2 separate regions of the Homo sapiens genome follow, and region 2 is linked to region 1. Evidence: read pairs that join two places in POLR2A ChIA-PET (ENCODE). Cell type or tissue: Panc1. All regions are shown on one strand. Each heading gives the region's core, and the rest is flanking DNA. Links, peaks and the distances in the headings are about the cores only. Region 1 holds the start of C3orf70 (chromosome 3 open reading frame 70). Region 2 overlaps EHHADH (enoyl-CoA hydratase and 3-hydroxyacyl CoA dehydrogenase).

Region 1 (5,382 bases), core at 91-5,090:
CCGTCGCACGGCTGGAAGTCGGGTCTGCGGGCGGCGCAACTCCGCGCCAGGGCCTGAGCCTCATCTAGTTTCTCGCTCTTCCAACCCCGCTCCGACGCCGGCGAGGCCGCCGCACTCATTTCCTCTCCCTCCGCGCGGAGCCGACACCGGGAGCCCGGGAGAAGCGACGTCTGGGTGGGCAGGAAGCCGAGCCGGCTGCGGACGCGGGAGGGCGCGGCACGGGCCGGGAGTCACGCCAGCACGCGGCGGCGGCGGGAGCGCGGCGGTCCCAGGCTCGAGGAGGAGCCGCCCCGGGCGCTGCGACCGGGTCCGGGCTGGCAGCCTCCCTCCCTCCGGCGCGGCGCGCGCCGCGCCCCACGCGCACACGCACGCGCACAGGCGCGCGCCGGTCGGCCCCGCGCGACGTTCCTCAGCGAGCCCGGCCTTCTCACACACACGCCGCTGGGGAGCTTGGCCGTCGGCGTCCCCGCCGGTCACAGCGAGGTCCTCCTCACATACTCACTCCTTCCTCGGAGAAAGACCCCGACGGAGGGCCGTGGTGAACACACACTCCTCGGCCGCTTTGTACTCACATGCACGCCAGCCTACATATGCACTTCCCCCCGAGTGACACTGGCCACCGAGAACTGACACACGCGTCCACACGCTCCACGGAGGGCTGCGCACACCTGGCCCACGCCCACCCGAACCTCCTAGTGGCCCGGGCCGGGTGCATCGCGTAGCGAGGATCTCACACACACAGCCTGTCCCCACAGGCGTCTCACATCTCCCTCGTACACACCTCCCCGTGTCTGGGCATGGAGCCCCTGGGAGGCGCGCACACGCTCGTGCACACGCGCGCACTCCCCCCACCCAGGGCGGGCCTCCTGCCCCAGCGCGGCCACAGGGCGCGTCAGGGGCCAGCACCGCCAACCCCTGCCCGCCTCGCCCCAAACCCCAGGCCAGTGCGCCCGGGCCTTCCCGCGCCCGCCCCAACCTTCGCCGGGACCGCAGCCCCTCCCCCTTCTCCTCCCACCCCCGCCTCCGTTGAGCGGGAAAGCAACAAAGCTGGGTGCATTGATGTGTGTGTGTGTCTGCGTATGTGTAGTTTGGTGTGCATGGGATGTGTGTGTTGCGTGCGTGTGTATGATTATTTGGAGTATGTATGGTGGGTATGCGTGTGTGGTTGTGTGTGGTTAGGTGTGTTCATGGTACATGGTGGGTGGTATGCGTGATGCAAGTGACTGGTGAGGTGTGTGTATACGTGTGTATGTGAAATGAATGTTATAACTGAGGTGGAGTGTGGGTGGTGTGTGTGTGGTTGAGTGTGTGTGGCGTGCAGAATATGTATATGTGTGTAGTTGGACGTGCATGTGCTTGTGCACGTGTTGTGGGGGTGGGTATGCTTAGTAATACAGAGTGGTGTGTGTATGGTATATGTGTGGCAGTGCAGTGCGTGTATCTGGCATGTCGAGTGTGCACATGGCATATACGGATCAAATCGGGTGTGTGTGGTACATAGGAGTGGGTGGGCACACAAACAGGACTCATGTATGCGGAGGACTCTGCCTTTCTGTGTTAGCGCCTGCTCTGGCCAGCAGGTGTGACTGACCCTGTGGTGGCTGCGGCTTCCCCACACAGTTGGCTCGCACTCTTCCCTCCTGGGGACAAGTTGCTCCAAATAGATTTTCCATGCCAGGCTCTGCTGCTGAGAACCGACCCCAGGCTGGATTCACTGAAGAGGAAACAAACCATTTGCTCCCATGGTGCACTGCTGGGAATTAGTGTTTCCCTGCAACAAGGCCAGAACCCAGCCTTGAACACAGAAGAGGAGGGGACACCCCCTCCTTATTTGCCAAACGCACAGAAGAATGCTTGTTCAAGGAACAAGGCTTTCAGCACAAACACTGTGTGGGAACATGTTTATGCCCAGGTCCACTTTCTCCTTTATGCCTTTCCTGCTTTGCACTGACAAGAGACTCATCATGGTTTTGAAACAACCAAATTCATCCTCAAGCTTGAAAATCCTTGCTGCCATAAGCAATCTTTCATAATTTTCCCTTTTATGTAACCTTGGCTTGAGAAGGGAAATGTAATTTGCATATATCTGACTCTGGTGAAATCTTCATTTATTAGGGATTGGGGAGAGACTCAATTTGGCAGCAAAAGTATTTTCCAGAAAGGTCTGAATCAAAATCACAAACTCTAGTTCCCCCATTAACCTAACATTGAAACAGTTGCAAACATGAAGAATCATCTCATCAGCTTCCACCCCAACTGCTCCCCGCCTCAAAAAAATCCTAAAGGAATACATCTCTGACACAAAATCTATGCACCCCTGCTGTTAACTTCACAGTCTGACCTACCTCAGAATAACGGAAGTAAAAGGCAGAGAAATCTTAATCAAAGAAATCCATACTCCATTATTACTGCAGCAAGCCAACCAACAATTTTTCAAAGGGGACTTTCCATCTGTTCTACCCTATTTTTCTCTTTCTCCAACCTATAACTCACTCTAATACTGCCCCTATCATAGAAGGCCTTATGACGGCATCCTCTCTGTATTTCAGTAACTAATACTTGTATGGGATCCTTCCCCTGACTTTTACCCCAGGGTGAACCATGTGGTAAGATTCCACAATATATGAAATAAACCATCTCAGCTAGTAAAAAATGAGCATGAGAAAGCATGCAATATAGCACTTTAGCTAGGAGGCAAGATGAATTATCCAAACACCTTATTTTAGGTTAGACACGTGATTTGAAGTTGAGAAGCCTTTACATTTTCTGTACCATGAAACTCATTCCATCACCTTGCCCTAAAGACGTTATTGATTTCTACTGTCTGGTGTGGAGCGGGAGGAGGTAATTGCTGTGACCTCTCAAATATATACACACAGCTTTCAGGATGTGTTGTTGGGATACGATTTTTAAATTTTTTATTATGAAACTTTCCAAAATATACAAACATAGAGAGATGAAGATAACCCCCCATGTACCCATGTACCCATCACCCAGTTTCAACGATTATGAACTCATTTAGAAAACCTTGTTTCATCTACAGCGCCACCCACTCCAGGCCCCCAACCTGTCCACTGGATCATTTTTAAGCCAATCTCAAACATCAAATCGTTTCATCCATTAATATTTTGGTGTATATCTCTAAAGGAAATTTTAAAATCTCTAACCATAATTATTGCATAATAGCATACAATTTGATCATAAATATGAACTTGTCCTGTAGCTGCTGACCACCTCTCCAGCTCCCCTTTAAGAATGCTACTCCCTGCCAGGCACAGTGGCTCATGCCTGTAATCCCAACACTTTGGGAGGCCAAGGCGGATGGATCACCTGAGGTCAGGAGTTCGAGACCAGCCTGGACAACATGGTGAAACCCCATCTCTACTAAAAATACAAAAATTAGCTGGGCATGGTGGTGCGCACCTGTAATCCTGGCTACTCAGGAGGCTGAGGCAGGAGAATCACTTAAACCCGGGAGGTGGAGGTTGCAGTGAGTCGAGATCGCACTGCTACACTCCACCCTGGGCCACAGAGTGAGACTCCATCTCAAAAAAAAAGGAATGCTACTCCCTGCCAGGCACAGTGGTTCATGCCTGTAATCCCAACACTTTGGGAGACCAAGGCGGGCAGATCGCCTGAGGTCAGGATTTCAAGACCAGCCAATATGGCGAAAACCCATCTCTACTAAAAATACAAAAATTACCCGGGTGTGGTAGCGCGCACCTGTAATCCCAGCTACTCAGGAGGCTGAAGCAGGAGAACCACTTGAACCCGGGAGGCAGAGGTTGCAGTGAGCTGAGATTGCACCACTGCACTGCCTGGATGACAGAGTAAAGCTCCGTCTCAAAAAAATAATAATAAAATAAAATAAAATAAAAAAGAATACTACTCCCTCTGCCTGGAATTTTCCTCTGTCCCTGACTCTTAATCCCCCATCTACCTCTTCAGATTAAGTGCCATTTTCTCTGACTAGTCCAGACTGAGCTATACACGCTGTCCATTCAGGTCACTTATCCCAATTGTAAACAAAAATTAAAGAAGGAATTCTTCAATTAATATCTTTCCCTGTGTCCCTTCCCCGACACAAACTGTACGCTCTTTGAGGACAGGAACATTTCCATCTTGTTTTCAATATTTAGGGCAGAGAATAAATAATTGTTGAAATAGTGAAAATAATTTCATCTCCGGTTCTAAAGGGCTGGAAAAGATTCATCTTTGGTAAATTGTTTGCAAGTATGTATAAATAATTCATATAATTACTGTTCTTATAACTGTACCCTTGGATAGTCACCTCCCACACTGACTCTGAGCTTAGCTGTGTGTATTAGTTATCTATTGCTCTGTAACAAATCACTCCCAAATTAAAAGAACACACAGTTTCTGTGAGTCAGGAACCCAGATGTAACTGCAGTAGGTCCTTGGCTTCTAAGTCTCTCACAAAGCTGCAGTGAAAATATGGGCCAAGGCTGCTTTCCCATCTAAAGGTTCAACCAGGGAAGAGTCTGCTTCCAAGCTCACTCACTCACTGTATGTTAGCAAGATTCAGTTCCGTAGGAACTGTTGTTTTTCACCGGTTGTTAGGATCTCCATGGACCTCTCCATAGGACAGTTCAGACGTGGCAGCTTGCTTTATCAGAACAAGTATGTCTTTAAGAAGAGTCAGAGAGAGCACCACAATCCTTTATAACCTATTCTCAGGAGTGATATTCCATCAATTTTGTCATATTCTACTCATTAGAAGCAAGTTGCTAGGTCCAGCTCCATGCAAGGGGAGAAGATTATATGACGGCAGGAATGCCAGAAGGCAAGAATCACTGAGAGCCATTTCAGAAGCTGCCTGCTACACCATGTGACTTGCTTTAGCCAATGAAAGAGTAGCGAGAATGGTAAAGATTTGCAAACAGCATTCTTATTGGGATTTGCCCTTTCCTTCTGTGTTGGAACCCTGAGACCACCATGTGTACAAGTCTGAGCAAGGCTGCTAAAGGATAAAATGCTTTGTGAAGGAGAATGAGGTGCTCCAGTTGGCGAGCAGCTGATCCCCAGCCAATGGTCTGTCAACCACTAGAACTATGAATGGGGCTATGGCAGATCATGTAGACCCACCAGCTGGTCACAGAAGCATGAGAGTCCAACAGAGATCTGCTGAGCCAGTCCAGACCAGGACAACCACCATGATCAACCACAGAATCATAAGCTCCATAAAATGGCCGTTATTTTAGGCTGCTAGGTTCTGGGTGGTTTCTTACACAGCAAAAGTTAACTGATACATCCACCAATCCTTTCATGTTGTAGACAAAATAATTGAGGATTCAAGAGGCTAAGTGACTCCATGTCATGGTGCAGCAGGCATGGTAGGAAAACAGCATCAAAACAATGCAA
Region 2 (5,382 bases), core at 240-5,239, 69 kb after region 1:
CTGGGTTCAAGCGATTTTCCTGCCTCAGTCTCTCGAGTAGTTGGTACTACAGGCCCATGCCACCACCCCCGGCTACTTTTTTGTATTTTTAGTGGAGATGAGGTTTCACCATGTTGACCAGGCTGGTATCAAATTCCTGACCTTAGGTGATCCACCTGCCTTGGACTCTGAAAGTGCTGGGATTACAGGCATGAGCCACCGTGCCCGGCCCGCCTCACATTATTTTCTAATTTGGCTAATGTATACACAATTTTATATCATGGTTTCTATACGGATTTCTACTAGCAGTTATCAAACGGGTCTTAGGACCCCTTTGCACTCTTAAAAATTATGGAGAACTCCAAAAAGCTTGTGTTTATGTAGGTTATATATATCAATATTTACTGTATTAGAAATTAAAACTGCAAGCTTTTGTCTGGGTGTAGAAATCACAAGGCCGGATGTGGTGGCTCACACCTGTAATCCCAGCACTTTGGGAGGCCAAGGCAGGAGGATCACCTGAGGTCAGGAGTTTGAGACCAGCCTGGCCAACATGGTGCCCCCCGCCCCCTGTTTCTACTAAAAATACAAACATTGGCTGGGTGTGCCACGAGCCTGTGGACCCAGCTACTTGGGAGGCTGAAGCAGGATAACTACTTGAACCTGGGAGGCGGAGGCTGCAGTGAGCCGAGATCGTGCCACTGCACTCCAGCCTGGGTGACAGTGGGAGATACCATCTCAGAAAAATAAAAATAAAAAAAGAAAAATCACTGCAAGCTTTAAAAATGTTTCTTTATTAGTTCATTTTAAAATAATAAACTCACTGCATGTTAGCATAATGTTTTTATGCAAAATAATTATATAAAAAATTTAAAAATTAGGGAGAAGAGTGCAATTGTTTTATATTTTTGCAAATTTATTTACTGTCTGATTTAACAGAAGACAGCTGCATTCTCATTCTCCTATTGCTTCTGCATTCAATCTGTTGTGATATCACAAGGCATATTACAGTCTCTGGAAAATTCCACTACACATTTGTGAGAAAGGCAAGTAATGTCTTATTATTACGAAAATAGATCTGATCTCAAGGACTCTGTAAAGGTCTTAGGCCACACCCGAGAGTCCCTGGACCACACTTTAAGAACCCTGAGATTTAGATCATCATTCTTCATAAATATTACATAGCATCCTAGCATGTGAATATTCCACAGCATTTACTTGTGGCTGGTATAATTTTAGTTCCTTTGAAAGTAACCTTTCGTTTTATTTGTTTTTATCCTGGGGAAGCTTGCAGGATTCTATTTTCTGGAAGTTTAAAATCTTTACCAAGACACATCAAAGAATTATCTCCTCATCAGTTTTTCCAGGAAAATGGCATGCTTGTTAAAGTACAATCTCTGATGCTATTTAATGTCTGAAGAATTTCTTCTATTTTTTCTTTTGGTTATTGCTTTCATTTTTTTTGCCTTGTGCTTTGGGAGCACGTATTATTCAAAGCAGAGACCTCTGTTATGTATCTTCCATGTCTGCTATCTTCATTTACATTTTATTTATCTTTTTGTTAAATTCTTCTGAATTCTTTAGATGTGTCTCTTTTTATCCTCTATGTTGTTGATTCTGTAATCTATCCTACCACATCTTTTTATTGCTTCAAAAAGAAATTATTTTGGCTAAGGTTTTGATTTTAAATACGGTGTTCTTATTTAACAAAATATTTTCTTTTCTAGTTTAGAATAATGTGAGTTTTCTAAAATTTTTTGTTTTCTTTAATGTTTCAGCAGACTGACGTTTATGTTTCTTTTTTTTTAAGTCATAAAATATTTTCATAGGTTTTAGAGTTGCAGTTGTTTTAGTTTTAAGAATTTTTGTGTGTCTTTCTTTTGGTCATAGAACAATATTTGCTGATATTAATTATTTCTGCCTGAGAGCCTTGAGGTGCTAGTACTAAAAAATGTATAGCGAAAACCCACCTGGACCTACAGCTAAAAGGCAGGCAGGATAAAGATGTTACTCCCAATTCCTCTTTCCCCCCATAGTATTCTGGGTAGTAAGAGGTATCCCACCAAAGTCTAGAGCTCAAAGCCTGTCCTGTGAATGAGTATAGAGAAACTCATCAGGGCTGGGGCCAAGCTTTATGAGAATACAGCAGAGCTTTCTATGCTTTTCTGTGAACAAAGGGGACAGCACCTAGAAAATAAAACAGAAAGAGGAGCAGGACACTGTAGTCCTGTCAGTTGATTGGACAGAGAACATCAGCGAACGAACTGCAATATGATCAGGCATATCCTTTGTGGTTACTGCTAAAGATTCGTTCATTTTCAGACGGCATTCTAAGGAAATTGTGGAGAAGGTTGCTGTTGTAATCACTCTACTTTCCAGAATTACCTGTCTTATGGATTTCAGAAGATCAGAAAGGGTTAGCCACCTAAATCTATTTACTTATTAATTTCCTATGGGAACAGTGCCTACAAAGTTGGCACTTTTTTTCCTCATTCACATCAGTAGGGAATCTTCAACTTTCACAATTTAACTAATCTTTTTCTTTAACACCCTTTCTTAGAAAAAAAAAAATTTCGGCCGGGCGCAGTGGCTCACACCTGTAATCCCAGCACTTTGGGAGGCCGAGGCGGGTGGCTCACTTGAGGTCGGCGGTTTGAGACCAGCCTGGTCAACATGGTGAAACCTTGTCTCTACTAAAAATACAAAAAATTAGCCGGGTGTGGTGGCACGTGCCTGTAATCCCAGCTACTGGAGAGGCTGAAGCAGGAGAATCACTTGAACCCGGGAGGTGGAGGTTGTGGTGAGCTGAGATCGTGCCACTGTACTCCAGTCTGGGAGACAGAATGAGACCCTGTCACCAAAAAAAAAAAAAAAAAAAAAAAGAAAGAAAAAAATATTTTCCAAACCAAAGCAGGATTCTGAATATCGTGATTACTAATAGCTTTTGTATTAGTAGTGTATTACTGCTGTAACAAATTACCACAAACTCAGAGGCTTAAAACACACATTTACTATCTTATAGTTTAAGATGTCAAAAGTCTAAAACAGGTCAGCAGAAGGTGTTCCTTCTGGATGCTGTAAGAAAGAATGTTTTCCTTGTCTTTTCCACTTCTAGAAGCTGCTTACATTACTTGGCTTGTGACCTCTCCTGCCATCTTCAAAGCCAGCACATAGTGTCTTCTCTCTTCTCTGACCTTCTGCTTCCCTCTTATAAGGACTCTTGTGATAAAATGGGCTGAGCTAGATAGTCCAGGGTAATCTCCCTCTCAAGATCTTTAATGTAATCACACGTACAAAGGTTATTTTGAATGTAACATAATATATTCACAGGTTCTGGGAATTAGGACGTGGACATCTTTGGGGGCCAGATACCGTTTATGAAATGTGGTCTGTTTAACAGGCACTATATCAGAAGCATGTCATGTTATTTCATTATTCCTTAAAACAACCATGTGGTTGTTTACTGATGAGAAAACAGAGGCTTAGAGGAGTTCAGAAGACCTCTCTCTCCTAAACCCCAGGCCTGTCTATCCAATTGTCTATTTGACATCTCCACTTGGATGTGTAACAGGCCTCTCAAACTTAACATGTCCCAAATGAAGCTCTTGTGATACTTCCATAAAACCTGCTCTATCAGCAGAAATCCCAGTCTTAGTGATGGCACCATCCTTCCAGCTACTCACTCTGGCCATTAGATCATCCTTGACTCTCCTCTTTCTCTCACATCTCGTATCTGCTCTGTCACAAAATCCTGTTGGCTCTACTTTCAAAATATCTCCAGAATCTGACCATATCTTATGATTTACATTGCCACTACTCAGATCCAAGCCCCCATCATCTCTCCCTTGGATTATGATAGCAGCCCTCAGTCTTCCTGTTTTTGTCCTTGTCTCCAATTAGTATATTTTCAACAGCCAGAGTGATTGTTTGAAAAACCTAAGTGAGAGCATGTTACTCCTCTGCTTGAAACACTCCAATGCCTTTCTTCCTCATTCACAAGAAAAGCCAAAGTTCTTTCTATAACCTTCCAAGCCCAAAAAGATATGACTTCATCCTCTTACTACTTTTCCCCTGACTCATTTCATTCCAGTTACATTGACCTTCTTGCTGTTCTTTGAACATTCCAAGCATGTCCCTGCCTCAGGTCTTTGTACTTGCTATTTTCTGTATGTGGGATTTCTTCCTCCAGATATTGGCATAACAAGCTTCCTTACCTTCTTCAGGTCTTTACTCAGATGTCATTTTGTAGAGAAACCTTTTCTAGCTACCCTACCTGAAATATTAATTCACCTCCCATTCCTAACATTTTATATCTCTCCCTTTCTGTTTTGTGTTTTCTTAGCACTTATCTCCACCTGTCTATATCTATCTATCTATCTAAATTATATAATAGGTAGGCATATGTGTGTGCATACAGTTGTGGTGGCTAGTCTCCAAAGTGACCCCCAGCAAGTCTAACCACTTGGTATTCAAGCTTCTTCCCATACTGAATAGAGAAGACCTGCATAGCCAATAGGAGAGTTTAGAAAAGATGGCATGTGACTCTAACGGTAGGTCATAAAAGACACTGTGGTGTCTTTCTGGAGGAAGCGAGCTGTCACACTGTGTGAATACTCAGGAAGCTCTATGGAGAGGTCCCCGTACATAGGAAAGGAAGCCTCCTGCCAAGGTCAGCACCATCTAGTCATCCATGTGACTGGGTCATCTTGAAAGTAGATCCTCCAGGCCGGGCACAGTGGCTCACGCCTGTAATCCCAGCACTTTGGGAGGCTGAGGCAGGTGGATCACCTGTGGTCAGGAGTTCAAGACCAGCCTGGCCAACATGGTGAAACCCTGTCTCTACTAATAATACAAAAATTAGCCGGGCATGGTGGCGCATTTCTGTAATCCCAGTTACTCAGGAGGCTGAGGCAGGAGAATCACTTGAACCCAGGAGATGGAAGTTACAGTGAGCCAAGATTGTGCCACTGCACTCCAGCCTGGGTGACAAGAGTGAAACTCCATCTCCAAAAAAAAAAAAAAAAAGAAAGAAAGAAAGAAAGTAGATCCTCCAGATGACTACAGCCCTAGTCACAGTGTCTTGACTCCGATCTCATGACAAACCCTGAGCTATATCCCAAGTAAGCTGCTCCCAAATTCCTAACACAGAAACTAGGAAAAAACTGTAAATTAAACCATGACTTACAATGAATCTGAGAGTCATCTCACTTTGAAAGCTGTGGGGAAAAGGACATTTTTGAATTAATGAAATATGACAATGATGATTATTGTTGTGATTATTGTTCTGTTCTTCATACAATCTCCATGAAGGCAGAAATTTTTGTTGGTTCATTTCACTGCTATAGGCCTAATGCCTAGAAAAGGGCCCAGCATATGAGAGAAAATTAATAATTGCTGGATGAA

Evidence for each region. Peaks named below come from ENCODE experiments on the same cell type or tissue, not always from the same donor. Only the 100,000 strongest peaks of a DNase experiment are listed, where the experiment ranks them.
Region 2: POLR2A ChIA-PET joins it to region 1 with 16 read pairs; 4 of 35 experiments call an interaction of 5 or more read pairs at or near these places.

What each region holds. Positions count from the first base shown.
Region 1 is chr3:185,152,705-185,158,086 of GRCh38, forward strand. C3orf70 (chromosome 3 open reading frame 70) reads right to left here and starts at 356. Exons shown (of 2, transcript NM_001025266.3): 1 at 1-356. The coding sequence starts at 119. RefSeq lists an enhancer at 402-541. In Panc1, for the core only: a CTCF peak has its summit at 250; no DNase peak of the experiment used is centred there; H3K4me3 peaks cover 723 bases; H3K27me3 peaks cover 1,797 bases.
Region 2 is chr3:185,221,664-185,227,045 of GRCh38, forward strand. The region is part of intron 4 of EHHADH (enoyl-CoA hydratase and 3-hydroxyacyl CoA dehydrogenase); the gene reads right to left. Among named protein-coding and RNA genes, the nearest start is that of MIR5588, 29 kb to the right of the region's middle. In Panc1, for the core only: no CTCF peak of the experiment used is centred there; no DNase peak of the experiment used is centred there.